4 separate regions of the Homo sapiens genome follow, and all the other regions are linked to region 2. A link is an interaction called in ENCODE POLR2A ChIA-PET data of the cell type or tissue named here. Cell type or tissue: OCI-LY7. All regions are shown on one strand. Region 1 overlaps SH3KBP1 (SH3 domain containing kinase binding protein 1). Region 2 overlaps SH3KBP1 (SH3 domain containing kinase binding protein 1). Region 3 overlaps MAP3K15 (mitogen-activated protein kinase kinase kinase 15). Region 4 has its middle 20 kb from the start of SH3KBP1.

What was found. ChIA-PET counts read pairs that join two places held together with the same protein. Peaks named below come from ENCODE experiments on the same cell type or tissue, not always from the same donor. Only the 100,000 strongest peaks of a DNase experiment are listed, where the experiment ranks them.
Region 1: POLR2A ChIA-PET joins it to region 2 with 9 read pairs; 2 of 35 experiments call an interaction of 5 or more read pairs at or near these places.
Region 3: POLR2A ChIA-PET joins it to region 2 with 5 read pairs; 2 of 35 experiments call an interaction of 5 or more read pairs at or near these places.
Region 4: POLR2A ChIA-PET joins it to region 2 with 7 read pairs; 2 of 35 experiments call an interaction of 5 or more read pairs at or near these places.

Annotation. Positions count from the first base shown.
Region 1 is chrX:19,609,096-19,617,095 of GRCh38, reverse strand. All of the region lies in intron 8 of SH3KBP1 (SH3 domain containing kinase binding protein 1), which reads left to right. Among named protein-coding and RNA genes, the nearest start is that of MAP3K15, 98 kb to the right of the region's middle. In OCI-LY7, no CTCF peak of the experiment used is centred here; a DNase peak (open chromatin) is centred at 4,925; H3K27ac peaks cover 1,510 bases.
Region 2 is chrX:19,801,871-19,809,870 of GRCh38, reverse strand. All of the region lies in intron 2 of SH3KBP1 (SH3 domain containing kinase binding protein 1), which reads left to right. Among named protein-coding and RNA genes, the nearest start is that of SH3KBP1, 82 kb to the left of the region's middle. RefSeq lists an enhancer at 6,389-7,309. In OCI-LY7, no CTCF peak of the experiment used is centred here; DNase peaks (open chromatin) are centred at 4,350 and 4,610; H3K4me3 peaks cover 2,388 bases; H3K27ac peaks cover 5,072 bases.
Region 3 is chrX:19,404,097-19,412,096 of GRCh38, reverse strand. MAP3K15 (mitogen-activated protein kinase kinase kinase 15) reads left to right here. Exons shown (of 29, transcript NM_001001671.4): 12 at 2,124-2,173; 13 at 4,814-4,909. Among named protein-coding and RNA genes, the nearest start is that of PDHA1, 64 kb to the right of the region's middle. In OCI-LY7, no CTCF peak of the experiment used is centred here; no DNase peak of the experiment used is centred here.
Region 4 is chrX:19,904,009-19,912,008 of GRCh38, reverse strand. No RefSeq gene overlaps it. Among named protein-coding and RNA genes, the nearest start is that of SH3KBP1, 20 kb to the right of the region's middle. In OCI-LY7, CTCF peaks have their summits at 6,829 and 7,040; a DNase peak (open chromatin) is centred at 7,038.

The DNA.
Region 1 (8,000 bases), 190 kb after region 2:
ACAAGCTGTAATTCAGGACTGCTGGGGTGGCTCAAATTTTCAGGGCAGGGAACTGCAAAAGAATGAGCTACACAAGGAAAGAGTGTCAGAAATGTATAGATCTAGATGATTTGGCCAAATACTAAGCCAGGCATCAGTAGGGCAAGACTCTACGAGGCCTGGCAGAAAATAAGAACTTGGAGGGGCTGTGAGCTGAGTGGATATCCCAGAGATCACCAGTAATGGGAGATGTTAGAGTTCTAGCTAAGCAGAGTAGAAAAACACGAGGTGCTATCCTCGTGTTGAGAACTTCTGGCATCCAGTTGAGAACCCAGAAAAGCCAGCCACAGGAACAGCACTACCCTAGACCCATTGTAACAAAGCCTAAAAACCCAAGCCTTGACCAGTCAAGCTGACCTGCAAGTAACCTGCCTACCATAGCAGAACTCAACACTCTTTCAGGGAAGACAACAAAATCCAGTCTTTGAACAACAGCATGCACAGTTGCTCAGCAACTGTTGAGATAATATAATCGCAAATGACTAGATCTGTGAAGAAGCAGGAAAATGTGAGGTGGCTTGAAGAAGACATAGGGGTGTTTCTGAGTACAGTTTTCAGGCATTGATACCTGCTTCAGTTAATATTGGCATCCCCAAGAGGAAATGTGTTTACTGTTTTTTTGTGTGTTATCCACCCAGTTTCTTGTTGCTAGTTATATAGTATGTAAAAAGAAAAAAGCAAAAGTTAGTATAGCAAAGCCTGTAAATTGTTGCCTGCTAAGAAGCCAGGATTTTTTGTAAGTAGTTCCACTCTGGGTCATGACTTCGTTGTATTACAAAAGAGTGAGTGACTGCCAGTCAGGCGTGGTGGCTCACACCTGTAATCCCAGCACTTTGGAGGGCCGAGGCGGGCAGATCACTTGAGTTTAGGAATTTGAGACTAGCCTGGGTAACATGGCAAGACCCTGACTCTACAAAAAATTAAAAAATTAGCCATGCATGATGGAGTATGCCTGTAGTCTTGGCTGCTCGAGAGACTGAGTGGAAGGATTGCTTGAGCCTGAGAGGTCAAGGCTGCAGTGAGCCATGATGTATTTATCCTTCTGTATAAAGACGTTCAACAATGGCTCTACTTTGGAATGCCACTGCACTCCAGCCTGGGCAACAGAGTGAGGCCCCGTCTAAAAAAAAAAAAAAAAAGTGAATGACTGCCTAAGCCTTAGTTATCCTGTGATGTTGGCATTTGGAATGTAGTGTTTTCTTGAGTAAGCTCGTCCCTAGGACTGTCTCCTCAGGCTTCTTTCTTTACTTTTGGCCTGCCAGGCATTGCTTCTGACACTGAATAGTAGTCAGTGTAGTCCTCGTTTTTTCTTCTTACCTTATAAACCATGATATGTGGCTGAGCCTCCTTTAGTAACTGATTTATGGGGATGTAGAAAATTCTGAGAGAAATCCCAGCCATGCAGAATAATTGCATCTCTTGGGGAGGTGTTAACAAGCAGAGGCAGAGATGAGTGCTTCTGGGCCCCGGCTTCCATGGAACTTTCGCTCAATAGCCCCCACCCCTAAGCTCTATGCAGAAGGCGTTCATTAGCAAATATTAAATGCCTGTTTCCATACTGCTGGTGGATGCTGAGGGTGTGAGGCCCTCTGGGGGCATGCTGAGGCTCACTTAACAGCCTCACCCAAATTGTCCAACACTCATTTTCTCCTCAAATGATATCAGGGAAGGTCATGAAGAACAGCCATGCTGGATAACTTCTGGGAAATTGGGACTGGGGAGCCTGGGGGCAGCTGACCACCAGAAGTGACTGAGCAGAATACATTTCTTTTTCGTTTGCATCAAGTGGTGTACCCATTTTTATGTTTTCAGTTTTTGGTTTGAAATGTCTGTTTCTAAGCTGCATGTTCCCATTTGAACTCAAAGAAGACACTTACAATGCCTGAGAAAATGTAGCCTTCCTTTTTGGGGTAATTTTAAAGTTTTTGCCACAATTTTGAATAAATAATAAATTCAGAACAGATCAGCAGGTAAAGCCTGATCATATAGATGAAGCTTCCTTTGTGTAGGAATTCTATACCTGCTTCCCCCTTGTTCAGTTTGACCTCACTTCTGATGTTTGAAAGTGGAGAGAAGTGGAACAACAGTCTGGAGGAAGATTGGGTCATTCATCTATTCAGTCAACATTTATTCAGAATTGACATGTTCCGGGCACTACGGCAGGAATTAGATGGAGACAGAGGTGTGAAGATAAGAATCCTCATTTTCAAGGAGCTTATCGTTTTCAGGAACCTTGTGACTCAAAGTATGGTCCACGGAGTAGCGGCATTGGCATCACCTGGGAACCTCTTAGAAGTGTAGAATCTCAGACTTGCCCCAGACCTACTGAATTTGAATTGGCATTTTCACAAAATCCCTAAGTGAGAAGCATGCACATTAAAGCTTGAGAAGCGTTCCTCTTAAATCACTGATTCTCAGCCTACACACTGGAAAAACCTAGGGACATTGTAAAAGCACTGATTTCCTGTGCCCATTCCCCACCCCCAAATTGTGATTTAATGGGTATGGAGTCTGGCCCAGACATCGGCATTTTCTTTTAAATTCCCAGGTGATTCTAAATGTGCAGACAGGTGTGAGAGCCACTCATCTAGTACATGGCTTTGTACTCTTGACAAAACAGCCCAAGATGAGATTGTAGCTCATTCTGTTAACCAATGTACAAGCTAGGTGGCAAGTTTGTCTTTTCTACAGATTTGAAGTGCCTAGACTAGAGGTAGGCACACCAGGTCTCACGTGCCCTCTCTGTGCCCACAGGTTGTATGTCAGGGAGTCGCTCTCAGCTGTGTGGAGCACTTCGGCCAGGTTACACGGGGCCATGCTGGCAAGATTGAACAGACTGAGGCCCGATACTGAAGTCTGGGCAAGGCCTCCTTCCTCAGACACACCCCGGGGCCTTGGCATCCCTCCCCTTGGACCCCCTCCAAGTGTGTGAGCTGCTGCCAGGGGGTTTCACCTGAGGCAGCAGGGACTAGGAGTGGCTCCTTGGCACTCGAGGATGGCGCTGGGTCGCATGACAAATGCACATGAGTGTAATTAAGCAGCTCTCCTGGTCACATTGTCCCTCAGGGATTCGGACCAGGCCATATAATCACGATGATGACAATAACAACAACCAGCTCTTGTGTCACTCTTTATACTTTGCAAAGATTTTCACATGTGTCAGGAAACCGAGATCCAGGGAGCTTTCGTCACTAGGGAACAGCTTAAGTGTCACATGGCCCATGCTTGCTCTGTTCCACCTCTCTCTGAGTTCCACTTGAACATGTCAGGCAAAATAAGGAATGGCTCCCTTGTGACAAAGTGAGTTCCCTGTTATAAGCAGTATGCTAGGAGGGAGTAGATAACCTGAGATGTAGCAGAACGCAGAGGCTGGACTACACAACGCCTAATGCTCAATTCATTCATTCCTTAAAAGGAAAAACATCATTTGCATTTTATAGGGAAAAGTATATGTTACCCTAATATCTCCCTGGTGTTGAGGCATAGAGAAACCATTTTGGCCATTTTAAGGACTTGAGTTTGAAAGAGTAAAAATGATATGTCAGAAATATGATTTCTTTCCATATTCTTGCTAAGGGTTTAGGTCTACTTTCCCCTGAGTTCATGCCAATAGAGCTTATGTCTAAACAGCAGCTTTCTGGAAGCGTCATCTACATGCTGCTCCTTTTCTCATTTCTACCTCCCACCTCATTCAGAGTTCATCCCCTCACCTGCCTACAATGCTCTTTCTCATTTGTATTAGAGTCTAAAACTCCATGAAGGTGACTGTCGTCTGGAGTTATGCCTGGGGTCCTGGTGTAATTTATTAATAGCGCCCCAGATTTGGAAACAAATTGTAGTACTTGGGCCACGTTACCTCTCTCCTCAGTGGTCAGCTACTGCCTCACCATCCTGCCTTCACTCAACTTCTACCGTCTTCCTTGGGGACATCCACTTCCGCCCTGATGGCAGTCGGGCCTCACAAGCGGTTGATCACCTGCCCCTCCTTTCTGCCCCTGTCACTCAGTGGGTGCTGTCTTGCCTCACACCTCATATCACTGTTCAGTAGATGTTGGAGGGGCAGGGTTTGTTCCAAGCTCTAATTCCTGTATATTCTCTTCCATGAGCACAGCTTTCCTCTCTCCCTCTTCTCTTCCTTTACGCTCAGCAAGTCTGCCCTTGACCATTCTCATTGCCTCAGTTCTTGTCCTTGTTCTCTGCTTCCAGGCTGCCCAGCTTGTCTTGGTCCCACTTGTTTGTAAATCCATTCTAGCACTTCTGCCAGTGTTTCTGTGCCATTCTGATTCACTGTGTCTGCCTCTCCCACTAGACTCTGAGCTTGGGAGCCCCACAAGGACATGATGGTTTTCTTTTCTCCCCTGGATTCATCTCCTGTCCTGCACATTTTAGAAGTCTAGCCCAGCCATTGGCATTTTTTTTTAAAATTCCCAGGTGATTCTAAGTGTGCAGCCAGGTTTGAGAGCCATTTTAGGTTCTCAGTAAATAAACTGAGGCCAGGCGCTGTGGCTCACGCCTGTAATTCCAGCACTTTGGGAGGCCGAGGCAGGCAGATCACCTGAGTTCAGGAGTTCAAGACCAGCCTGGCCAACATGATGAAACCTCATCTCTACTAAAAATACAAAAAAATTAACCAGGCGTGGTGGCAGGTGCCTGTAATCCCAGCTACTTGGGGAGGCTGGCGCAGGAGAATCGCTTGAACCTGGGAGACAGAGGTTGCAGTGAGCCGAGATCATGCCATTGCACTCCAGCCTGGGCAACAGAGCCAGCCTCTGTCTCAAATAAACAAACAAATAAATAGAATTTGCTGCTATTTTATACTTTCGAAAGCACAGCCCTCATACAAGTCTCTTCATCTCTGCCATCAAAAGACTAGTTCTTTTGTCTGGTTTGTTGAAGAGGACTTATTTTCACTTCTCATTTTGCTGTTAAAATTATTCCTATTTCCCTTAAATTAGCTTGTATTGCTGGGGGAAAAAAATGCCTTGCTTCTCTGTAAATCTCTATCCCACTCCAGGCATCCTGACCCTGTGCCCACTTTCTGTCTTATAGCAGACTCTTTTCTTTGGCTATTTTTCTTGTTTTTTTTTTTTTTTTTTTTTTCTACTTCTGCTAGTAGCACTAAATCACACTGGCAGTTTTCTCTTTTGACTGTACTTATCTCATCCATGGACCTTGTGTTTATTCTTGTACCAATCAGAACAATTAGACATATTGTGTTCTCCCTTCATGCTTCCCTTCTCTTCTTTGAATTATGCAATGAGTAGCACTGTTAGTGTTTTCCTTAAGAAGCAGAATATAGATGGGCCATCCAAGCCAGTCATCACCAAGGGGAAATATGAGACATACAATGTCATTATGTACCATTTTCTCCCGTAGGGGTGTATGGGATCTAAAGTTATTCTGGGCCGGGCTCGGTGGCTCACACCTATAATCCCAGCACTTTGGGAGGCCAAGGTGGGCGAATCACCTGAGTCCAGGAATTCGAGACCAGCCTGGCCAACATGGTGAAACCCTGTCTCTACTAAAAATATAAAAATTAGCCGGGTGTGGCAGTACATGCCTGTAATCCCAGCTACTTGGGAGGCTGAGGCAGGAGAATTGCTTGAACCAGGGAGGCGGAGGTTGCAGTGAGCCGAGATCACGCCACTGCACTCCAGCCTGGGCGACAGAGTGAGACTGCGTCTCAAAACAAAAGCAAAAACAAAAACAAACAAAAAAACCACAAAAAAAACCAAAGTTATTCTGGATGGGCTTTTGCTCATTAACATTTTCTATATTGTTTTTCTCACATGTGAAGCAAAAAAGGTTCTTGGGTTATTATTTGCATAAGACTAAGATGAAGCATGGATTTACACTGTTTAGAAAGTTTGAGCCCAGGTGTGGTAGCTCGCACCTGTAATCCCAGCACTTTGGGAGGCCGAGGCAGATGGATCCCTTGAGCCCAGGAGTTCAAGACCAGCCTGGGCAGCACGGCGAAACCCCATCTCTACTAAAAATATGAAAAATTAGCCAGGCATGGTGGCATGTGCCTGTAGTCCAAGCTACTCAGGAGGCTGATGTGGGAGGATCTCTTGAACCCAAGAAGTCAAGGCTGCAGTGAGCCGAGATCATGCCACTGCACTCCAGCCTAGACAATGAGAGTGTGACTCTGTCTCCCTGCAAAAAAAGATAGTTTTTTTTTGAATGCCTTTTGTGGGCATAGTTCTGTATCAGATGACCTGAAATGAATGTGGAAGGAAGACCAGTCCTCAGCTAAGCAAACCATTCACACATGTAAAGATTTCAGATTATTGCAAAAACTGTTAATGGTTCTCTCCTCTTTTGGTACTAGAGCACTCATTTGATCCCTGTTACCCAAAGGACCTTGCGTAATATTGTATGTCTGTCTTTCCCATACATCTCTAAGCTCCCTGGGGTTAGAGATCATGTTCTCTGCATCTGCATGTTTAAGGTTTGGTGCTTACAGAGCTTAAATATATTTTGCATTTAATAGATGTTTATTGAATTGAATATCATTAATTGCAAATTAACACTGTACTGAGCATTAGAGAAAAGATAAGGCATTCATCATAGTCAGTTTCTTAAAGGTGAGTTTCAAGTTGAGTTTTGAAGAAACCTAATTCCAAGAGTTAGGGTCAAAGAAATTCTACTCCCAGCTTCCTTCATAAGTTTTTCTGTTATCATTGATAATGTTTGTAACATCCTAGGGTCAGAAGAACCTCAGGAGCCACCAAATCCTGCCACCACTCCTGTTCATAAATCCCTTCTTTGAAGACTGATGCTAGTATTCAGGGGGTGATGTGACATGGGCAGGACCAGACTATCTACTTGGACTTCTCAATGTCATTTTTCCAGAAAGATAAGCATCCTTTCATGTTGAAAGACTTTTGGACCCTTGTTTTGTTCTGGGTAAATCTGAACTTGATACTTCAAGGGTCTTTGGTTTTTTTTGTTGTTAGTTGGGGCTAGAATTTATAGTCTGTGACTAAGGACTGATTTCCAAAATCTGCACTCTCTTCCCTAAGGAAGACCCTAAGGGGTCAGCTTATCTTTGTAACAGATACCACTGGGGCAGTGGAAGGTGGTGATGAATTACTTGCTACCTGAGGTGGGCCTTATGCTAACTTATAGAGAATTCCCACGAGTTTAGGCAGATAGAGGCCATCCTGTTCTACAGTAATTCAAGTATTGGACTGGAGGAGATCGCAGAACTCTCAGGGCTAGAAAGAGTCTGCATTGATTCTACAAATACTTATTATATGAGGCATTGTGTACATGGCTGGGGGTATAATGGTGAAAAGTCAGATGTGCTCCTCACCTTGCTGGAATGTATGATCTAACAAGGTACAAATGAGCCATACAAGCCATGGCTCTCCCAGGGCCCTACAGCAAGGCCTTAGGCCAGCTGCACATCTGGTACTTGAGCCCTTTTCTAATCCCACTGGTGTCGTGGAGACCATGGGTTCTCCATGGGCCCTGAACATGATCTCCTCTCTTTCTCTGTCACCTTCTTGCTTTCCCTTATGTGTTATCAGCAGGTTTTTTTGTTTGTTTGTTTTTTGGAAAGCCTTTTCTCATTTTGGGCTTCAGCTGGAAGTTGTTGATCACGAGACTTGGGAGTCTGCTATAGGACAAAAAGCAGGCTCAGGGTCAGGATGCCTGAAGTGGGATGGAGATTAACTGATTACAGGGATTTTATTCAAGGAATTTTATATTTGACAGTGGTGTGTATATTATATATATACTGGGCAGGAAGCGTTGCCCAAGTGAGGAGGTTTACAGTAGGCTGGATGAGCCCTGGGTCAGGCGGTAGAAGTGGAATTGGACTCGGAGGACAAATGTGAGACATATGATAAAACTCCAGCAAATGGGACTTCCAACCAGTTGAAAATGGGAAAAACTAGAAGTGGTTTTGTGGCATGAGATTATGTGCCCAGGAGAACCACGAGGCCATTAGGCTC
Region 2 (8,000 bases):
ATTATATTAAATTAGGAATGTGGGTAAAAGGAAGCATGGCCGTCTGAAGGTTTAAGATGTTTGGTTACTAGGTGTTGCATAATGTACTGCAATCTGGGATCTGGCACTTGCTGGTTGACCTATGGTCTGCTGGCACATGCATTATTAATTATCGTTTTCCATGAATATTAATGATGGTTGGATATCAGTTTAAAGAATAGTGAATCAATTAACATGTAATTTTCATATACTTTGATTTATAAACATGCACATTTTAAGATACATTTGTTTTCTTTTAGAACATTAATTTTTCCATTTCAGTTTCTCCTTTCCCTTGATACTGACTTTTTTTTTCTTTCTTTCTTTTTTTGAGACAAGTCTTGCTCTGTCGCCAGGCTGGAGTGCAGTGGTGCGATCTCGGCTCACTGCAACCTCCGCCTCCCGGGTTCAAGTGATTCTCCTGCCTCAGCCTCCCGAGTAGCTGGGATTACAGGTGCACGCCACCACACCCAGCTAATTTTTTGTATTTTAGTAGAGACAGGGTTTCACCATGTTGGCCAGGATGGTCTTGATCTCCTGACCTCGTGATCTGCCTGCCTCGGCCTCCCAAAGTGTGGGGATTACAGGCGTGAGCTACCGTGCCTGGCTGATACTGACATTTAATGGTGTATTGGAGTGATTTATATTTTTTCAGGACAATTTCTGAAGCGTTGCCAAAAATGCTGGTTGTATTTTAAAATTCAGGTGATTTCTGTAAGTTATTGAACAAGAACCAAGTGCTGTACACATACCTCAGTCTATTTATATTATAGTACTCTTTTCTACCATGGCCACCTACAACTTAATTTTATAATTTGAAATGTTACTGAACCATGAAAATATAAAAGAGCATATAACCAACATCTAGCTACCCACTACCTAGTTCTATCAAATGTTGCCATTTTGTCATACTTACTTCTGATCCTTAAAAAAATAAATAAGTAGACTTCTGATTTCAGCTCAGAGATGTAGAGAGCTGCAAAGATGTCCCTCCCACGCTTCCAAGAAAAAATCTGGACAGATTGGAAATTAACAGAGAACTGAGTTTGCAGAGCAAACGACCATTTCAAAATCTGGAAAGAGGTGCCTTCTGAGACACAGGACAGGACCTGAGCATTTGTTTACAGGAGCAGAAGCCACCAGACCCCATAGAAGTAGGTAGGAAGATTAAGCTAGAAAATTTGACAAATTGCTGGAGGCTGAGTGTGGGCTAACTTGAGAGTGTGAAGTCTTGAGGGCAGCAGTTGTGGGGGAGGGGGTCCTATCCCTTTGCAGGCTTTTCTTCCAGGAACCCCATTTGGCTCTAACTGGGAGGGTGAGGGAAAATTCAGAGAAAACTCATGGTGCTGGCTCAGGAACCACTGAGCAATCTACTTAGACCCTTCTCCTTTAAGGAGCAAAAGGCTTATTCTGCAGAGGAAGGCTATGGTCTGAGGGCCCTGGTGAATTAACCATTGCAGATGGGGGATGGAGCTCCCCTTCAGCCCCTTCCCCACTCCATCTCACCTAAAAAAAAAGGTCTTTAAGCGGGTGGTAGACTGAGAACATTGGTGATACCTGCTACAGCTGGGGGTTTGGGGTGGGAGGAGCTGTATCCCTAGGGCAAATACGTTGTGAAGCCTACACCTTCAAGACACAGGCCCGCTGTGTATATTTTAGAGACTGAGACTTGAAATATTAGAGAACTGCCCTTCTTCCCTCACCCCACCTGCAGGCTAGCAAGCCCCCAGGAATAACAGTGGGTTACAGCAGGGAGAGCTGCAAGAGACAGGCTCACACTGGGAACAGCATAAAGGAAAGCCCCAAAGCCAAGAGAGGGGACAAAAAAGGTCACTAGAGGAATTTGAAGTTTTTGATGTTCATAGGAACAACAAACCTCAACGCAGCTCAACTCCTGACTAGATTAATATCAGTTCCACACTAAGGGCTCATTTACCTTAGTATCTGCTACCTTCTATGAAATGTCTGGCTTTCAACCAAAAATTACAAGGCATGCCAAAAGGCAGGTAAAAGCAGTCTGAAGAGACAAAACACTCAGTAGAACCAGATGCAAATGCGATATAGCTGCTGCAACGATCAAAACACACATGTATCTTACCTAGCTCTGTCCACTGAGTGCCCTTTCTGTGACAGGTGCCATTTTAGGAGCCATTTCAGAATGAGCTTAACAAGGTCTGAGCTTTTAGAGAGCTTACACTCCAACAGAGTACAGAGAGCTTAACCACAGACAAGTGAAAAGATAATTATAGATAGTGAAACATGCAGCCATGAAGAAACACAGGAGAGGAAAAGGCTAGAGTGGCTAGAGTGGCTGGTGGAGTGTGTGGGCTGTTTCAGGTGAGGAGAAGTTGGAGCCCACACGTGAATGATGAGGAAGAGGCTCCTGCCATTGCTAAGAGCCATCCAAGCAGAGAACAAGAAGCATAATTGCCCAGAGGCGTGAACAAGGTTGGATCCTCCCTCGGTCTGCACTGTTGCCTTGGAAGGTAAAAACGCTATGGGCATGGTGCTGATTACAGCAAGCTTTACAATTGTGTTGCTGTCATGGCCAACCTCTAGGGATAAAGTGGTGGGTGAGTTTTCTTTAAACATGTGTAAGAATTACCTGTCTTCCTCCATTTTGAGGGACAAGGAGAATCTGTTAGATCTTGTTTGTAACCACTTCAGGACCTGGTACAGGGTGAAAAGGAATGTGAATTTGCAATTGTGAGTAGATACTGCATCATTTATCCAGTGCAACTGTATTGTTCTTTGTATTAACTCAGCTACTCCTTACCCTCCATCCCTTGCCCCAAGTAGTGATTATTCCTATGTTATAGATGGGAAAACTGAAGCTCAGAGAGGTTGCCTGACTTGAAGATTGCAGATCTATTAAGGGTCAACCCAGTTATTTGAACTCTGGCAGCCTGACTTCCCAGGATTGTGTTGTGAGAACTAATTAGAAGGACAGGTATTCTTAAAAGTGGAGCCTCTGATGAAAAAGAAAACCGAAAACCAAACATAGTTGTAAAATTCACGTACTAAGTTTATGTGAAAACATTGGCTGCTGAAACTGCCTAAGGAAATGGATTTAGTAAATGCATGTTGAACTATCTATCACTTGTTCATTTGTCATGAGTGCTTAAAATAGATGAAAATGGGTAAATAGTTGCAACGTCCCAATTTCTGCTGTGTCTTACTACACAGCAGAATACTATACAGTGTTATTGTATAGTATTAATACCGTGAGGGCAATGTTGTCTGACACTTCCCTACCTGGAACATTCTGGAAATCACTTTTTGTGATCTCAATAACTGTTAAGTAATTGGTACCAGTCTAGTGGGTTGTTTTGTTTTTGAGATGGAGTCTCGCTGTGTCGCCCAGGCTGGAGTGCAGTGGCGCGAACTCGGCTCAGTGCAACCTCCGCTTCCCTGGTTCAAGCGATTCTCCTGCCTCAGCCTCCCAAGTAGCTGGGATTACAGGTGCACACCACCATGCCCAGCTAATTTTTGTATTTTAGTAGAGACAGGGTTTCACCATGTTGGCCAGGCTGGTCTCGAACTCCTGACCTCAAGTGATCCACCTGCCTCAGCCTCCCAAAGTGCTGGGATTACGGGCATAAACTACTGTGCCTGGCCCAGTCTACTGTTTTGTAGACTGCATTTTTCACCTGCTCAAATGCTTTTCATACTTTTTCTATAGTAGTGTTTATTTTTTGAGAAGATATGAGACATAAAATAAATGAACCATATTAAGTACATGACTGGAGAGGGAGACTGTTACATTGGATTAAGAAGATGCTTGTATCCATTGGTTTTTGTTTTTCACCATTAGGGGAAGAAAAACACCTTCCCAAGAGTACCTTTCTTGATACACCAAAAGGTTGCTGGTATTTGGTAATGATATATTCATTGAGGGAAATACCAGGTGAATGGAGAGTTCTTCAACCATTAGCAATAACTGAGCACCCACTGTGTGCATAGTTCCTTTATCTGTACCATTCATGGGACTGCATGTTAGATGAGGAAAACAGCAAACAGCAAATTTTTATATAGCACTTCCCAGGGACCAGAGACATTAAGTAAGTTGCCCAAGGGAGCACAGATTGTAAATGGCAGGTCTCGACGTGGGCTGGTGGGTGGCTTAACTCCAGAGTCTGTGTTCTCTCACCCCTAATTGTACTATGGTATAGCATTGTCTGGGTGGCCTTGGCTATGTTCACAAACCTCAAACCAGACGGTAATTAGCATGAGGGGCACCCAAATCTGTCAGGTTCGGAGAACTTCTGGGAGTCTTGGCTGAGCTCTGTGATAGGGTACTGTGAGGTGTTTTTTTTTTTTTTTTTTTAATATGCAGCCATGTCTTAATTGAAACCACAACTTCCTGTGGATGCCTTATGATGTTATTTGAACAAGGGAAATAAGCACATGAATCTTTAAAAAGTTTCAAGTATGTTGATTTTTAAGAATGGATGCAATTAGTAGTTCTCATTAGCTCCACAAATTATTTACCGTGGAATGCTTTGGTTCCACATAAAGCCCTTTAACGCTAAAAGATTTTGCAGGTTCTGCTGCTTTGACTATCTAGAGCTGATTTCGACTGGCAGCTTTAAACATGCGCAGTAATGCAAGTGCCGATGCTGCCAGCACAAATGGAACAATGTATTGCTTTAATTTAAAAAACAGGCTTTGTCTCATTTTTGACTCCCTTTACATTTAATCTGACTAGTCATGTTTTCTAGGAGGATGGTGAGGGTGAGAGCAGGATTTGACTCTGTTGTTCATCAATAAAGATCCTGGAAAAAACTGGAATGTGAATTTTGATTGTGCCCTCCCATTTGTAAAGGGGAAACAAACAAAAAACAAAAACCCTAGAAGATTCTGAGGCCAGACGACAGTGTAGCCTTAGGCTGCCTAAACTCAGATGTGCCCTTCTTCCTAGGATCTTGTTAAAAGGCAGATTGTGATGGCAGCGGGTGGGGGGGGGGGGGTAGGGTTTGGGCTGGGGGCGGGTAGGTTTGGGGAAGCTGAGATTCTGCAGTTCTAAGAAGCTCCCAGTCGATCCTCCTTTTAGTAGCAATAATTTCTGACACTTTAGACCTAGCTCTCTATCTTCTGGCTGTGTGGATCACCTGGGGGAGTTTAAACAACACAGTTTCTCACAGCCACACCAGACCTATTGAATCAGATCTCTGCAGGGGTGAAACCAGCAGGTATTTGGGGAAAAAAAAAAAAGCTATAGAAATCATTTGATAATACATCTGCCAGCTTTGTTTATTGGGGATGGGGGAGTAATGACAGCTTTGAAAACTTCACTGTTGGAATCAGATTGAGATGTTTAAAGTTAAGCTTTTTGACATCCTAAGGGCTTCCACTCCAAAACTACATGAGCTATCTTAGCAGCCACCCATCTTGGAAGGGAACTCACTAGTTCTTTATGAGTATGTCCAAACTGGCTTAGATCAGAGAGAGTGGAGGAAAAAAAGAGTACTTAATGGTTAGCTTGCTGACCTGCCTAGCATTAGATAATGTCTGTGAAGGCCCCTGGAGTGCCTCCAGGGAAGCCGGGGCCCAAATATGGAAAAGAGAAGTCATGATTATGAGGTAGGAGTTGCAATTACCATCGTGAATATTTAAAGTGTTATTTCAGCTCTTTCCTACGCTCCTGGGTTTGGGGTTTCATTTCTTTTTCCTTTTTTTTTAATATGGATTCTCACTCTGTCGCCCAGGCTGGAGTGCGGTGGCGCGATCTTAGCCTACTGCAACCTCTGCCTCCCGAGTTCAACTGATTCTCCTGCCTCAGCCTCCCGAGTAACTGGGATTACAGGCACCCGCCACCATGCCTGGCTAATTTTTTGTATTTTTAGTAGAGATGAGGTTTCACCGTGTTAGTCAGGATGGTCTCGATCTCCTGACCTCGTGATCCGCCTGCCTCGGCCTCCCAAAGTGTTGGGATTACAGGCGTGAGCCACTGTGCCCAGCCTGGGGTTTCATTTCTAGCAGTGTGTGGGGAGCCAGGACAGGTTAGAAAGAAGGGCCAGGGGATGTCTTTGTTGTGATAAAGCAGATACCACCATGGAGTTTTGCCACTTTCACGGTATGATTTTATTTTATTTTATTTTTTTTGATAACTGAGACACCCCAGCAAGTGTCTTCTTAACATTTCGTAAATCTTACTATTAATCTTTTCCCCTGAGGTCAAGCAGGAAGATAAGACACCAGGTAGAGACTTAGCTTTCGCCCTCCTCAAGCTATTGTGTCTCTCTTTTAACTTGGAGTCTTTCTTTAAAACCAAGTGTTTCCCAGTGTTGCGTGTGTGACTTTTCTTAACTCCTTACATTATCTAAGGATTAAAAAAATAAGGGGCTGGGTGTGGTGGCCTATGCCTGTAATTCCAGTGCTTTGGGAGGTCAAGGCAGGAGGATCACTTGAGACCAGGGGTTTGAGACCAACCTGGCCAACATAGCGAGACCTTGTCTCTACACTAAATTTAAAAATTAGCCAGGCATGGTGGTGTGTGCCTGGCTTGGCACTTGGGAGGCTGGGGTGTGGGAGGATTGCCTGAGCCCAGGAGTTAGAGACCAGCCTGGACAACATAGTGAGACAATGTCTCTAAAATAAATAAGGGAAACCTCACAATCAGAAAAATAAAAAAAGTTGGACATTCCCTGTCTTCCTTTTCTGAAGCTTCTACGGTGAGAGATGTTGTGCATTGTCACCATGAACTTCTGTGTCAGGGAGGGTTGGAGCCGAGAAGCAGAGCGCTAAGTGTGATCTGGATAAGGGATTTCCTGCACGTTGTGGAAGCTGCCAGTGCAAGCTGCCCCCTGTGTCCTGTACTGAGTCTGAAGTCGCTGGAGGAAGGTGGGTGTGGATGAGAGCAAGGACTCCTGGAACCTGCCTCTGGCTCTCACGCCCCCAACCTCAATGACACAGTGCCCTGTGGGAGAGATTGGTGCCCTTCCCGAAAGAGAAAGATTAGCCCAGTCCAGTGGGCATCTGTTGAGTGTCTGCTATGTCTTGAGAGCTGTTCTGGGCCCCGGGGGAGAGCATGAGGGGAGAGACTGACCTGGAAGCACACTTTTCCAACCCGTTGTGGTGCGTGCCCAGTACGCTAAGGGAGCACAAAGGGAGGGGGACCTAAGAGCCTGGGGCAGAAGAGGAAGGAATTTGATCAGGTGAAGAGGACGGGCCAGAGCCCAGAGCGAGTGAGAATGAGGGTATAGTGTGAGTGTGAACAGAGGCCTACAGCTTGATGAGTACCTAGAAATAAGCCTTGCCAGAGTAAAATGGGAAGCAAGGCCAGAAGGTGAGAGGGATCTTGCACGCCCTTGAAAGGAACTTGGACTTTTGGGGTAATTGGGAACCACTGAGGCAGGATTCTAAGCAGGGGTATGCCGCACCGTCACATGTGGATGGAGGAAAGTTCCTTCAATCTGTGACCTCTCCTGAATGAGCACCTGCTCCCAGGCAAGGTTTTTATTTATTTTTATTTTATTTTAATATTTTGGAGTGCAGTGGTGCAATCTTGGCTCACTGCAACCTGCGCCTCCCAGGTTCCAGTGATTCTTGTGCCTCAGCCTCTCGAGTAGCTGGGACTACAGACATGCGCCACCACAACTGGCTAATTTTTGTGTTTTCTTGGTAGAGACCGGGTTTCCTTGTGTTGGCCAGGCTGGTCTCGAACTCCTGGCCTCAAGTGATCCGCCCACCTGGGTCTCCCAAAGTGCTGGGATTACAGGCATGAGCCACCGCACTGAGCCTCCAGGCATGTTCCCCACTGGCCACCCCTCCCCGAGACAGAGCCTTGCTCTGTCGCTCAGGCTGGAGTGCAGTGGTGTGATCTTGGATCACTGCAACCTCTGCCTCCTGGGTTCAAGTGATCCTTCTGTCTCAGTCTCCCAAGTAGCTGGGATTACAGGCACCTGCCATCATGCCCAGCTAATTTTTCTGTATTCTTAGTAGAGACAGGGTTTCTCCATGTTGGCCAGGCTGGTTTCAAA
Region 3 (8,000 bases), 400 kb after region 2:
CTGGCTCCCATTTCTGTGCCTGAATCCAAAGGCCGACTCCTGCTGTCTGCCACTATCCTCTCTGCATGACTTTGGACTCATGTCTCCTCTGAAGTACACTTAGCCTTTCTATGCAGTTGGATGTGATTTGCTGGCTTTCATATTCTCCTACCCTCTTATGAGAAGCCTCCAGTGGCTTCCTGTCTCACGCAGAGTCAAAGCTGACATCCCGAGGGTGGCCTAGAAGTCCTGCATGATTTGCCCATGAGCTCTCCAACCTCCTCTTCTACTCCCATCCCGCTCACTCCACTGTAGCCATATTTGCCTCTTTGTTGGTCCCCGAACGTGCCAGGCACACCCCTCCTCAGGGCCTTTGCACTTGCTGTTCCCTCTGCCTGGAACTCTTCCCCCAGGCATCCACGTGGCTTCCTTCTTCCCCCACTTTAGCTTTCTGTTCAGAAGTCATCAGCGACGCCTACCCTGAACATCCTGTTGAACAACGTGACCCCCTGCCCTATCTTAATGCCCTTCCCTACTTTATTTGTCTTCATAACACTTTTCACCGCCCCCCATGGTATGATTTTACTATTTAATCTATTGTCCATCTCTCTTCACTCACATGCAAGGCCCATGAGGGCAGGAACTTTGTGGTTCTCTGCTGTGTCTTCAGTATTAGTACTTTGCCTAGCACATACATAGTAGGTGCTTGATCAACACGTATGACTAAAACTTCTCCCATCGGAAACCATCTTCCCAGTCTGTTCCTGTTGTCATTGCTCCAGGATGGCAAGAAACTAGTCATGTGCCTATTCATGGCAGTTCTCTTGAGCCAAATGCTCAGTCACATGGTTCTCATACTTTTCTTCCCTGGGTGGCTTAGTTGGTCACTTGTGACATTCCTCAGGCCAACCAAATGGAATTTTTTTTTTTTTTTGAGGCAGGGTCTCATTCTGTCACCTAGGCTGGAGTGCAGTGGAGTGATTTTGGCTCACTGGAACCTCTGCCTCCCAGGTTCAACTGATTGTCCCATCTCAGCCTCCTGAGTTGCTGGGACTACAGGCGTGTGCTACCATGCTCAGCTCATTTTTGTATTTTTAGTAGAGACGGGGTTTCAGCATGTTGGCCAGGCTGATCTCGAACTCCTGACCTCAAGTGATCGCCCCCACACCTCGGCCTCCCAGAGCGCTGGGATTACAGGTGTAAGCCACCACGCCTGGCCCAAATGGATTTTCCTACTTAAAATTATTTTCTGCAATTGTGATGTATTGATGTTATTGCCTATGGATTTTCCAAAACTGGAGTTTCAGATGTTCCTTCTCAGGCTTAGCTTTGTGCAAAGTGTAGTGGTAGTGAAGGGAGGGGACCGAGTTAGTTTTTGTTTGTAAGTGCAACTTGGGTGCTGTTTGAAATCCCAGTTAGTTTTTTTATTAGTCATGGTAGGCTAGCTTCTAAAACAAACAGCCCCCAAATCTCAATATCTTAACATGATAAAAGTTTATCTATGCCTCATGTCATATCCAGGTTGCAGAGGGTGGCGGTGGGGGGCATTCCATCTTGCAGTGGATGGGGAAAGAGGAAATAGAGGGTTGCTGTGGAGTTTTTGAGTCAGGCCTGCAGGTGATGCACAGCATTCCTGCTCACATCCCATTGGCCAAAACTCCACTGTATATCTCTCTAGCTGCAAGGGAGGCTGGGAATTGTAGTTCAGCTCTATGTTCAGGGAGAAAAGGAAGACTGATGAATGCTGAAAGGTGTCTGTCGCAGTCTTGCCTCTCCCAACATTTTTGCAAGTCACTCAACTTAGGTGGGCTAGTCCCATGCTTGTTTTAGAGTTTGCCTACTATGTTGACAGAAGATGAAAAGCCACTCACTGTGTGTTTATTCTATGCTTATTATTTCTATCTGAAACTTAGATTATTTCAAATTTACATCATTTAAACTGGATTAGAGATACAAATGAATTTTTATAATACATAAGAAAATGTTTCTGGTGTTCCATGTTATACAAGGTGTATTGCTGTAACCCGTAAAAAAATCACCACTGCAGGTAAAATAGCAGAAATGATTGACCATAGAATGAAACAAAAAAAATCATTTGCTTTAAAAAACTCAAACTATTGACTTCTGTCTTTGATAACTTGCAGAAACAGATGCACGAATGGAATTTTACAGCCTCTTCCATAAAGGGAATAAGGTAAGAACATAGGAGAAAATGGAGTTACTATTTTAATGCAAATGATGATAATGTTTTATGCACTTTAATGTTTCCACTTACTCATAATATGGAATGTTCTTATTTTTAATGGAATCCAAAGTGGACTCTCTATTATGTTGTCCTTCCTGAGCTAGTTATTAATACTAGTGTACTCCTAGTGAGAACTTCTTGGGTTATTATAATAGAGTAGCTTTGCTCATATTCAGCAGACTAAACTCACTTGTGCCATTTTTTTTAAAGAAGTGATCGGTAGGAAGAGAAGATGTATCTTTTTTGAGCCAAAGATGTTCAAGTGCTCAGTGACTCTGAGAACTGAAGCCAGGAGATGATTAGTGGCAACACTCGGGTTGGGGTCTTGTGAACAGAGTAATGGAGCTGGGAGATTTTTTTCAGGGAGGGCATGAGGTGGTGTATTCTCGGGAGAGGAGTAGCTCTTGCATTTTGGTTCAGGAGTGATGACAGTTTGAGCCTGAGCTGTGTGGCCTTACCCAAGCAGGGCTAAACATCTCAGCTGCACTTGTCACCCTGGCAGCTCATTCGAGGGTGAGACTGGCTGTGAAGTAGATGTGAGTTCTAATCTCTCTTTGCTGGGTGATGTTAGGAAAGTCACTCAGCTTCTCTAAGTCTCAGTTTCTTCCCTATTTTCTTCAAATAAAGGGCTTGTACTAGAACATTCCTTTCTCTGACTCTGAGGCTACCTCAGCCACTGAATGAATCCCCAGTTACTTCTAGACATAGTGTGATCCTGTCCTGGAAACATCAGTATTGAAATTAGGATACCATCAACATCACTTAAAAGGAGGGAAATAATTTAAGTACAAAGTAGTGCATTGGGATGATACTGCCCAGGAAATACAAGGCAATTTGAAATACACTCAGCAAAGCATACACAAAGCAGCAGAAAAGGGAATAAAATATGGTCTCTGTCCTCAAGGAGTTTATAGTCTCATGAAAAGGAAAGGTAAGGTATTTGAGAAATAATTTATTGTGGTATTACAAGAATTTCTAGACTCGGAAAATATCAGGACACAGTATTTGTGGCCACACGAGGGAAATGGAAATAAACACGGCACTGTAGCTCAAGAAAGGCCTTTCTTTAAATGTTATCTGGTCCATCTCCACCCAGTGTGTGTACCTGACTCTACAGCTCATCCAGCAAGCAATATTCAGCTTGCCTGAGCATAGCTAGTGACAGAAAATCTGCTAGTAAAATATGTATTTTTATTTTTTAAATTATTTTATTTTATTTTATTTTTTTGTCTTGCTCTGTCACCCAGGCTGGAGTACAGTGGCACGATCTCGGCTCACTGCAACCTCTGCCTCCCAGGTTCAAGCGATTCTCCTGCCTCAGCCTCCAGAGTAGCTGGGACTACAGGTGTGTGGCACAATGCCTGGCTGATTTTTGTATTTTTTGTAGAGTCAGGGTTTTGCCATGTTGGTCAGGCTGGTCTCGAACTCCTGACCTCAAGTGATCCGCCCGCGTCAGCCTCCCAAAATGCTAGGATTACAGGCATGAGCCACTGTGCCTTGTGAAGATTTTCAAAAATGTGTTACTTAGTAATTAAGTTGTGTTAGAGCAGGTAGTCAAGATCCTTCTGTTTGTGCCTCCTCATAGAGATACCTCTAGGTGCCATTTCAGCCATCAGTGGGGATTTACAAAGGGCCTGAGGGCGTATCATCCTCGCCCCACCCCTCCCCGGGACCCATGTGACCTGAAGAGTATACTTTGAGCGTTCCAGAGGCTCTCCAACTAACTGTGGTGGTTGCTTTACAGATTGATTTTCAAAACCTGCTCACTTATAATCTAGTTCTAATTCTTTTTGAATCTCCTCTGTACTCTTGGTGTTCCAACCCAGTGTTTGTCATGCAATCTATAACATAAAGAATGGTCTAGGACAGTTTGGATCTCAGCAAGAGATAACTTAGAAAGGATGAGATAAAGTGGCTTCAGTTGTTTGAAGGGACAATGATAGAAGAGAATCTAGCCTTCCTCTCCATAATACCTCCTGGCATGAGGGCCACTGCTCTCTGACATACAATCTACTAGCAGATTTCCTGTCACTGGCTATGTCCAGGCAAGCTGAATATTGCTTGTTGGATGAGCTGTAGAATCAGGTACAGACCCTGGGTGGAGATGGACCAGATAACAAACATTTAAAGGCCTTTCTTGAGCTACAGTGCCATGTTTATTTCCATTTCCCTTGTGTGGCCACAAATACTGTGTCCTGATACTTTCCGAATCTAGAAATTCCCTTAATACCACAATAAATTATTTCACAAATACCTTGCCTTTCTTTTTCATGAGATTATAAGCCCCTTGAGGACAGAGAACCATATTTTATTCCCCTTTCTGTTGCCCGTATGCTTTGCTTAGCACTGAATTATATTAAGAGTAAGTTCATATTAAGGTCAGTTGATAAATACAAACTCAAATATAAGCAAGATAAATGTCTCTGGTATTTAAATTTCATAGAGAAATAAAAGGCAGACTCGGGGGGTGTTTGTTTAAAACATTAATGAATCTTTCAGGAATTGATAAAATAGAAGAAAAGATTGTCTTGCAGATTTAGAGTGGGTATCATAACTTATGTATAAACATTATGCTTTGAAATTTTACAGCCTATCAAAGTTTGATGAAAGGTGTTGTTTTCTTTATGTCCATGATAATTCTGATGACTTTCAAATCTACTTTTCCACCGAAGAGCAGTGCAGTAGGTGAGTTACAGCCAATTCAGGTATTTGCAATGTAATTATGGCGAATCATTTTTAAAGGGCCTTTGTTCTGAAAGATATTTACTTGCTATTACTGTCTTTCTTGAAATGTTAACTTACATCTCAAAAAAGCTCTAAAATTTCTGTAATTCACATAGCAGGTAATTCAGCCATTTAAAATACACAACTTGGCCAGGTGCAGTAGCTCACGCCTGTAATCTCAGCACTTTGGGAGGCTGAGGAGGGTGGATCACCTGAGGTTAGGAGTTTGAGACCAGCCTGACCAACATGGAGAAACCCTGCCTCTACTAAAAATACAAAATTAGCCGGGTGTGGTGGCGCATGCCTGTAATCCCAGCTACTTGAGAGGCTGAGGCAGGAGAATCACTTGAACCCGGGAAGTGGAGGTTGCAGTGAGCTGAGATTGTGCCATTGCACCCCAGCCTGGGGAACAAGAGCGAAACTCCACTTCAAAAAAATAAATAACATAACATTCAGCATTTTTTAGTATAGTCATAGTTTTCCAACCAACACCATAATCTAGTTTTAGAATATTTTCGTCACCCCCACAAGAAACACACTATCCATAGAGTCATTCCTCATTCCCTCAACCTCGCCCCATCTTGGCCCCAGCCCTAGGTAACCATTAATCTTTGTGTCTCTATGGCTCTGCCTATTCTGGCCATTTCATATAAGTGGAATCATACAGTATGTGGTCTCTTGTGACTGGCTTCTTTCACTTAGCGTAATTTTTTTAAGGTTTATCCATGTGTAACACGTATCAGTACTTCATTTCTTTTTGTGGCTGAATGATATTCTTTTGTATGGCTATACCACAGTTTATCTGTTTTTCAGCCAATAGGCATTTGGATTGTTTGCACTTTTTGACAATTATGAATTGTACTTCCCTGAACATTCACGTGCAAGTATTTGTGAGGACATGTTTTTATTTCTCTTGGAGTCAAATTGCTGGGTCTTATGGTAACTCTACGTTTAACCTTTTGAGGAACTGCCAGACCATTTTCCCATTTTATATTCCCATTAGCAATGTATGTGGCTTCCAATTTCTCCACGTCCTTGCCAACACTAGTTATTATCTGTCTTTTGAGTATTGTAATCCTAGTGGATGTGAGGTGGGATCTCATTGTGGTTTTGATTCGCATTTTCCTGACGACTAATGATACTGAGCATCATTTCATGTGCTTATTGGCCATTTATATACCTCTGGAGAAATGTCTATTCAAATTCTTAGTCCAATTAAAAAAATTAAACTTTTTATTTTTGAAAATATTTACAGCCATAGGAAAGTTTCAAAATACAATACAAAGAATTTCCATATACGTTTCACACAGAATTTCTCAGGGTTTACCCCTTACCACATTGGTTTTACATTCTCGCTCTATGCATATGGTTATTTTTTCTGAACTGTTTAAAAGTAAGTTGTAGACAATGCTCCATTACCTGTAAATACTTGAGTGTATTTCGTAAAAACAAGGATACTGACTTGTGTAATTACAGTACAGTTATCTAATGAGGAAATTAAGATAGATATAGTACTATAATCTACAACATTTATCCAAATTTTACTTAGTGTCCCAATGATGTCTTTTATAGCAAAACAAAAGGTTTTTCCTCTGGTCCACGTTCCAATCCAGGATCACATGTTGCATTGAGTTGTCACGTCTGCATAGTCTCCTTTCACCTGAAAGAGTTCATCATCAGTCTTTGTCTTTTTTGACTTAATACTTTCCAAGAGTACAGACAGTTTATTTTGGGTAGTCCTTTGACTTGGATTTGTTTATCGTTTCCTCATGAGTACACTGATGTTATGTATTTGGCAGGAATATCACAGAAATGATGTTGTGTCCTTCTCAGTGCCTCATAACAAGGGACACAATATTTCTGTGTCATCATTGGTGATGTTAACGTGGATCATCTGGTGAAAGTGGTGTTTGCCAGCTATCTCCAAACTTTGCCCACTTATAATTGGGTTATTTATCATTTTATTATTGATTTTAAGAGTGATATATACATATATATGTGATATATTTTTTCTCTATGTAAGTTCTTTATCAGATATGATTTGCAAATGCTTTTTCCCATCCTGTAGGTTGTCTTTTCACTCTCTCGATGGTATCACTTGCAGCACGAAAGTTTTTAATTTGGATGAAGTACAACTTACCTATTTATTTCTTTTGTCATTTGTGCCTTTGGCTCTTGTCTTAGAAGCTTTGTCTAGCCTGAGGTGTTCTATGGTTTTTATGTTTTCTTCCAAGAGTTTTATAGTTTTAACTTTTATATGTTTAGGTTTTTGACCCATTTTGAATTCATTTTTGGATGTGGTGTAAGGTAGGGGTTCCAACTTTATTCTTTAACGTGGATATGTGGTTGTCCTAGCACCATTTGTTGAAAAGACTATTCTTGAAAAGACTATTCTTTCCCTGATTGAGTGGTCTTGGTACTCTTTTTGGAAATCAGTTGACCACAAATGTAGGAGTTTATTTCTGGACTCTCAATTCCGTTCCATTGTTTTGTATGTCTATTCTTAATGCAAGCACCATGCTTTCTCTATTACTGTAGCTTTGTAGTAAGTTGTAAAATCAGGAAATGTGAGCCCTCCAACTTCGTTCTTGTTTTTCAAGATTGTTTTGGTTATTGTGGATGCTTGCATTTCCACGTAAATATTAGGATCAGCTTATCAATTTCTGTAGAAAAATGGCAGCTAGGACTTTGACAGGGAATACGTTGGATATCTAGATCAATTTGGAGAGCATTGCCATATTAACCATCCTGGCTTCCAATCCATGAACACAAGATGGATTTCTATTTACTTAGGTTTTCTTGAATTTCTTTCAATGATAGTTTTGTAGTTTCAGTGTACAAATTTTGTACTTCTTTTATTAAGTACATACCTAAGGATTTTATTATTTTGATACTGGAGTTTTTTTAATTTCACTTTTGGATGTTCACTGATAATGTATTAGAAATACACTTGAGTTGTAAATGTTGATTTTGTAACTTACAACCTTGCTGAACTCATGTATTAGCTCTAATGGGTTTTATTGAATTCCTTAGGGTTTTCTATGTGCAATAT
Region 4 (8,000 bases), 100 kb before region 2:
AGATTGGATGCTGCCTGGTTCATGAATCACTAATAAAAGCCAATCAGATCTTTGAAACTCAGTTTGTTGAATTTTTGTCCTTGACAAAGTAGATAGAATAGTATGTAAAAGGGAGAAAAATTTGTCTATAATCCCACTGCTCATAAATATTTAGTGCAGACTAACATTTTGGTATTTTCTCATTAGTCTTTTTTCTGGGCTTTATTGTTTTGGTAGTTGAGATTATACTTTATTACATTTTTAAGGCCACCTTGTCCGGCCTTAAAAATGTTTTATGAAATCCTGAATTATATTAAAATTTAGGGGTTTTGGCTGGGCACAGTGGCTCATGCCTATAATCCCAGCACTTTGGGAGGCAGAGGTGGGCGGATCACCTGAGGTCAGGAGTTTGAGACCAGGCTGGCCAACATGGTGAAACCCCGTCTCTACTAAAAATACAAAAATTAGCTGGGTGTGGTGGTGCGTGCCTGTAATCCCAGCCACTCAGGAGGCTGAGGCAGGAGAATTGCTTCAACCAGGGAGGTGGAGGTTGCAGTGAGCCCAGATCGCACCACTGCACTCCAGCCTAGACAACAGAGTGAGACTCTGTCTCAAATAAATAAATAAAATTTAAGGGTTTTGTTTGTTTTGATGTACACATCATTTAAGATGTTAAAAAGTAGATAGAACTTTACAAATAATTTTCTAATGTAAATTCTCATCCCAAATTCTAATCCCTTCTAATGATACTCATTATAATATTTAGTAAAGAAGAAATAGACTTTAATGTTGAGTTCTCCCTGATGACAGTTTCTGCAAGTGATTGCAGGGAACACAATGCCACTAACTTAATAGTCTCTTAACAACTATGGTGAAAAAAAGTTCCCAAAATAATGTTCAAAAAGCTAAACATAGGATTACCATGTGGCCCAGCGATTCCTCTCATGGGTGTGTTCCCCCAAAGAATCGAAGACAGGGACTCAGACACTTGTATGGCAACTTTAATTGCAGCATTATTCACAATAGCCAAAAGGTGTCAACAACTCAGGTGACCATCTGGATAAACAAGACTCAGATTGGTGGCCTTCCCAACCTAGCCTCGCTGAGTTAGCTGCCCCTCCTCTGGGTTCCCAGAATACCCAAACACACCCCTGCTTAAGATTAAGCACGTCAAATAAGGACCTGTCTATCTCTCCCCCTCTATCTAGATCAGTGCCTGACTCAGAACTAAGAAAGAAAGATACTTGCTGAATGGCTAAAGGGCCAGCTTCTTTTTTTTTTTTTTTTTTTTTTTTTTTTGGTCAACGTTGACCAGGTTGGCCTCGAATGTGTAGCCTCACCTCCGTGTGCGCCAAGACAACCGGCCTGAGCCACTGTGGCTACCAAAAGCCACCTTCTTAAGCAAAATCTTATAGTGGCTTCCTGGTACCCACAGAAAAAAAAAAAAAAAAAGTTCAAATTCTAGCACCTGGCTTATGAACTGCTTGAAGAGAAAGGTGGGGAGGTGGGCTGCCCTTCAGGTTTTCTACTACCCAACCTTGTCTCCCAGCAGCTCTCCCAGGAGACCTTTGTTTCATGGTTTCCTGAAGATGCAGGGATGAACCATCAGGCTCTGTGCATCTGCTCTGGGCCAGGTGCTATGTGAGAAGACGTGTCATTGGCCACCCTCGGTGGGCTTCCTTCTGACCCCAAGCCTTGGCGTATTCATTCACCTCCCCAGCCTCTTCCCTCCCTGCCATTGATCCACATTCTACCTATTTTTCCGTATGGGCATTTCTACCAATACTTTAGTTCACCTTTTTCCACTTCAAATTCTTAGCATTTCGAGAACAGAGGTCTTGTAATTTTCCTTTTCACTAAGAGGCTTGGAGGTGAATTATAGTCACCCTATTATGCTATGGAACACTAGGTCTTACTCCATGTATCAACCTATTTTTGTACCCATTAATCATCTCCTCCTTACCCGCCCCTCCCCACCACCCTTCCCAGCCTCGTAACCATGCTACTCTAGCTCCATGAATTCAGGTTTTGTGTGTGTGTGTTTTTTTTTTAGCTCTCACATATGAGTGAGACCATGTGATATTTGTCTTTCTGTGCCTGGCTTATTTGACTTCACATAAGTCCTCCAGTTTCTATCCATGTTGTTGCAAATGACAGGATTTCATTATTTTTATGGCTGAATAATAGTCCATTGTGTATATGCACCATGTTTCCTTTATCCATTCAAAAGGAAAGAGTGGAACTGGAATGTTTCTTTTTTTTTTCTTTTCTTTTTTTTTTTGAGACGGAGTCTCCCCTTGTCGCCCAGGCTAGAGTGCAGTGGCAATCTTGGCTCACTGCAACCTCCGCCTTCCAGGTTCCAGTGATTCTCCTGCCTCAGCTGTTGGAGTAGCTGGGATTACAGGCATGCACCACCATGCCCAGCTAATTTTTGTATTTTTAGTAGAGATGGAGTTTCACCATATTAGCCAGGCTGGTCTCAAACTCCTGACCTCAAGTGATCCACCCGCCTTGGCCTCCCAAAGTGCTGGGATTACAGGCGTGAGCCACGGCACCCAGCTGGAACTGGAATGTTTCTAACACAAATAATAAATGCTTAAGGTGATGCATATCCCAATTACCCTGATGTGATCATTACACATTGTATGCTTATATCAAAATATCACATGTTGCCTACAAATATATACAACTATTATGTATCCATGATAATTAAATATATATATATTTTGGCCAGGCATGGTGGCTCATGCCTGTAATCCCAGCACTTAGGAAAGCTGAGGCAGGAAGATCACTTAAGGCAAAAAAAAAAAAAAAAAAATAGAGTCATCAATAGATACTAAATATATGAGGCAATTTTGATGAGCAGGACATTTCAATGTGTAAAAGTGTCTTCTCACAGATCGCTTATTTATTGCAAGGCAGGAAGGAAAAACAGCAATTATACAGTGGAAAGAACAGACAACTCCTTGACTAGGGGATGGAAATTAACATCACCAAGGAGGAGCAGATGGACATCAGTGTGATACTGTTACAGTGGGTAGCTAGTCTGGTATGAGCAGGGCAGGAGAGGGCTCCCCCGACCCACATACCAGGAGTGTCAGGCAACCATCAGGTGATAGTCAGGCGGTGGTTAACTGTCTCTCTAAAATAATGGTGATCAGCAGCTTCCCGATAAGATCTCAGGAGTTGGGAGGAGTAACGCAAGACCCCAGAAGTATGCCAACCTATAAAACCCCAAGTCAAAAGGTCAAACCGTGCACTTGCTTTTCAGGTCGACTGCTTGGCTTTCTTCCAAGTATACTTCATTTCATTCCTGCTCTAAACTTTTTAAATAAACTTTCATTCCTGCTCTAAAACTTGCCTCCATCTCTCCTTCTGCCTTATGCCTCTCAGTCCAATTTTTTCTTCTGAGGAGGCAGTAATTGAGGTTGCTGCAGACCCGTACAGGTTCATTGCCGGAAGATATTTTGGTGCCGTGTGACACGGATATGGATTCTCCACTGCTAACAATAGATAACACAGCATCACTAATATGGTATGTTGGCTGGGAATGCAGCACTTGAATATAATCATAAAGAATCATCAGACAAACCCAAAATGAAGACCATTCTGGTTTTTAAAGAGGGCCTCCATTCTTTCTTTCTTTTCTTTTCTTTTCTTTTCTTTTTTTTTTTTTTTTTTGAGACAGAGTCTCCGTCTGTTGCCCAGGCTGGAGTGCAGTGGCACAATCATGGCTGACTGCAATCTCAACCTCCTGGGCTCAAACGATCTTCCCACATCAGCCTCCCGAGTAGTTGGGACCACAGGTGCATGCCACTGCACCTGGCTTTTTTTTTTTTTAAGAGATGGTGGGGGGCGGTGGGGGGGTCTCCTTATGTTGTCCAGGCTGGTCTTGAACTCCTGACCTCAAGCAATCCTCCTACCTTGGCCTCCCAAAGTGCTGAGATTACAGGTGCGAGCCATCATGCCCAGGCATGTTGATGATTTTGGTCCAAACCAATCTTCATGGCTATGGTGGCAAAATGATGATTTTCTAACTCCAGTGCTCCCTCTACACTTACCAGCTGGCATTGGCATTCTGCTGTAAGCAAGACTCCTCCCTTCTTCCCTGCTTATTTGTCTATTTATTATTGATATGGATTCATTTCTACTTTTTCAGTGGCTTATAATTCATTATTGTCCTTGATTATTTGGGAGCTCAAATGATCCTAGCTTTGGCCAGTGGGAGCCCCTTTAAGCTGATTGCTGTGTCCTCTTGATATGGACCTATCATTCCTTTTTTGACTTTATCTTTTTTATTTCAGTAGGTTTTTGGGAAACAGGTGGTGTTTGGTTACGTGAATAAGTTCTTTAGTGGTGATTTCTGAGATTTTGGCGCACCCATCACCAAGCAGTGTACACTGTAACCAATCTACAGTATCCCTTGCCACCCCCCACCCTTTGCCTCAAGTCCCCAAAGTCCATTGTATCATTCTTATGCCTTTGCATCCTCATAGCTTAGCTCCCACGCATGAGTAAGAACATACAATATTGGTTTTCCATTCCTGAGTTACTTCACTTAGAGTAATAGTCTCCAGCCAGGTGCAGTGGCTCATGCCTGTAATCCCAGCACTTTGGGAGGCTGAGGTGGGTGGATCACCTGAGGCCAGGAGTTCGAGACCATCCTGGACAACATGGAGAAACACCGTCTCTACTAAAAATACAAAAAAAAAAAAAAAAAATTAGCTGGGCGTGGTGGCTCATGCCTGTAATCCCAGCTACTTGGGAAGCTGAGGCAGGAGGATCACTGGAACCCAGAAGGTGGAGGTTGCAGTGAGGTGAGATCACACCACTGCACTCCAGCCTGGGTGACAGAGTGAGACTCTGTCTCAAAAAAAAAAAGTCTCCAATTCCATCCAGGTTGCTACGAATGCCATTATTTCATTCCTTTTTCGTTATTTCATTCCTTTTTATGACTCAGTAGTATTCCATTGTGTGTGTGTGTGTGTGTGTGTGTGTGTGTGTGTGTGTACCACATTTTCTTCATCCACTCGTTGACTGATGGGCATTTGAGCTGGTTCCATATTTTTGCAATTGCAAATTGTGATATGCACCTATCATTTCTTTTTAGCACTTCTTTGCTCTGATGCATAACAAAATGTTTTGGTCTTTATCTTGGACATTCCCTGCCCCAGGCTTGAAATCATTCATTTTTCTAAGGAGTCCTGGTTCCTTTTAGTGGGGGATGGTATTAGAGTCCAAGACTTGGGCCCTAGTGCCCATTGCTACTGGAGTGTCTTTGCTTATAAGCATTTTCAGCAGCCATATCTAGGAAACACACACACACACATACATGCATATATATACATATTTTAGAAATGATGAGGTCACACTGGCACCTACCATCCATCTCCATAGGATTCTTCCTTGCCTTCTCCTGTTTGATATTTGTATGTCCCTTCCTCCACAGTGAGAACCCTGGCTCCCAACATCAAACGATTTAATCATTTGCTCAATCCCATAATACATCTAAAGTAGTTTCGGAATTGCTTCACTTATACCACAGCAGGAAACAAACCTACTAAAAATAGTTCAGGATTTGTTTGCGGTTCTTCAGTGCCATGCCCCAAAGACAGAAGGTATATGGACAAATACTGTGTACATAAATTACTTGCATTAGTCTCCTCCACTCCTACCCCTGTGATATGGTCATGTTCTTCATTAGAAATACAGTTGTTTTTTCCAACTTGTTTTCAGTGGTAGCTCTCCCCACCATCCATGTTTATTTGATTTGATTTTTTTCAATATGTAGAACATTAACATACTTCCTCAAATCAAACTATACCAAAAGGTATGCTCAGGGAAGTGTCACTTCCTCCTGTATTCCTTCAATACTATTCCTTCCCACTCCTTGTAGGTGACCAACTTCGGGTTTCTCATTCCTGTGTATTTTTTGGTATAGACAAGCAGATATATGTATGTTTTCTTATTCCGCCCCCCCTCCCCGTTTTTTTCCATATACAGAAAGCAGCATCTTCTATATTCTCTTTTGCACTTTGCTTTTTTCACTTAAGAAATCTTGGAAATTGTTCCATACCAGTTTGTGCGATTGTCTTTTTTTTTTGACACGGAGTCTTGCTCTGTCGCCCAGGCTGGAGTGCAGTGGCACAATCTTGGCTCACTGCAACCTCCACCTCCTGGGTTCAAGCGATTCTCCTGCCTGGGCCTCCCAAGTAGCTAGGATTACAGGCGCCTGCCACCACACCCAGCTAATTTTGTATTTTTAGTAGAGAGAGGGTTTCACCATGTTAGCCAGGCTGGTCTCAAACTCTTGACCTCAGGTGATCTGCCTGCCTTGGCCTTCCAAAGTGCTGGGATTATGGGCGTGAGCCACCATGCCTGGCCTCATTCTTCCTTATAGCTGCATAGTACTCCACTGTGTAGCTGTTATCATAACTTATTCAACCACACTCTTATATTTGGACATTTAGGTAGTTTGACATTTTGCAATTACAAATCATGCTGTAATCAATAACCTTGTGCATATTTATTTTCATATTGTTGGAAGTGAATCTTCAGAGTAAATTCCAAAAAAAAAAAAAAAAAAGTGAGATTGCTGGGCCGAAGGGTAAAATGTATATGGAATGTTGTTAGATATTGCCAGCCCTTCTCCATGGGAGTTGGACCAGGGTGCATTTCCCCCAGCAGTGGATGAGAGTGCCACTTACCCCACAGTCTGGCCAGCAGTGTATTGACAAGCTTTTGAATTTTGCCAATCTGACCCATGAAAAATGATATCTCAGCATTTCAACCTGAGCTATTTTAATTTCAAACGCTAGAAAAAAGTCCTGGTTACAGTGTGATTGTCAGGTATTGAAACAGATTTTATAGACTCTCAACTTGGTATTCTCTAGAAAACTCTCTGGAAACAGTTTTCACCCTAGGAAAATTTTAGCATACATCCCACCCAACTGGATGGGGATGACTTCTGAACCGCTCTAACTGGTTTTTCTGCAATTTGGTCTCTTCCTGTTCATGTTTTAGCAGGTGGGGACTCTTCTAAAGCTTTCTTGCCCCACCTATTGGGCAAGAAGGGGAATTGAGCTGCCTTTCTAAAATACTGCCTAGAAACCAGATGACATGCAGCGCCCGCCAAGATGTTCTGGCCTCATAGACCTTAGTTCAAAACAAGAATCTAAAGAGAACACGATATGTAGATTTATAGCAATGGCTCCAACATACTTCTAGAACATGTATACCTAAACCACATTCTGGAGAGCGTTAGTTAATAAAGATAGTTGACATATTTTTTCTTAGCCGTTCTAACTCCTACATGTGTAAATTTTGGTGACAGCTGCTTGCTGCAGTTAGCCCCTAAGGTCTCAGATGCTCATTTTAAAAAGTTACTTCTTTACACGAAATGGAAGTAATTATTTTCTGGTTATGAGTAATGCATGCTTGATACGGGAAAGAAATCCTAGAAAATATGGGAAAGTATAAAGAAGAACATTAAAATGACCTGTATGCCTACTACTCAGTGGTAAGCATGGTTAACAGTTTGGTCTTAGTCCTTGTGTTCAGGCACAGTGGCTCACGCCTGTAATCCCAGCACTTTGGGAGGCTGAGGAGGGGGAGGATCATTTGAGTCCAGGAGTTTGAGACCAGCCTGGGCAACATAGTGAGACCCTGTCTCTACAAAACATTAGAAAAAAAAATTAGCTGGGCATGGTGGTGCGCACCTGTGGTCCCAGCTATTCAGAAGGCTGAGGTGGGAGGATCACTTGAACCCAGGAGGTCAAGGCTGCAGTGAACCGTGATCATACCACTCCAGCTTGGGCGACACAGTGAGACCCTGTCTCTGGAGAAAAAAATCCTTGTGTACTTTTGGCACATATATACCCACTTTGCATGCACACACATACACTTTTCTACTCTGTTTCTGTCTCTATATATGTATATATACACATATAGGTGTACATACCTACATATACAAAAATGCTCATTTTTCATCCGGGTGTGGTGGCACACCTGTAGTCCCACCT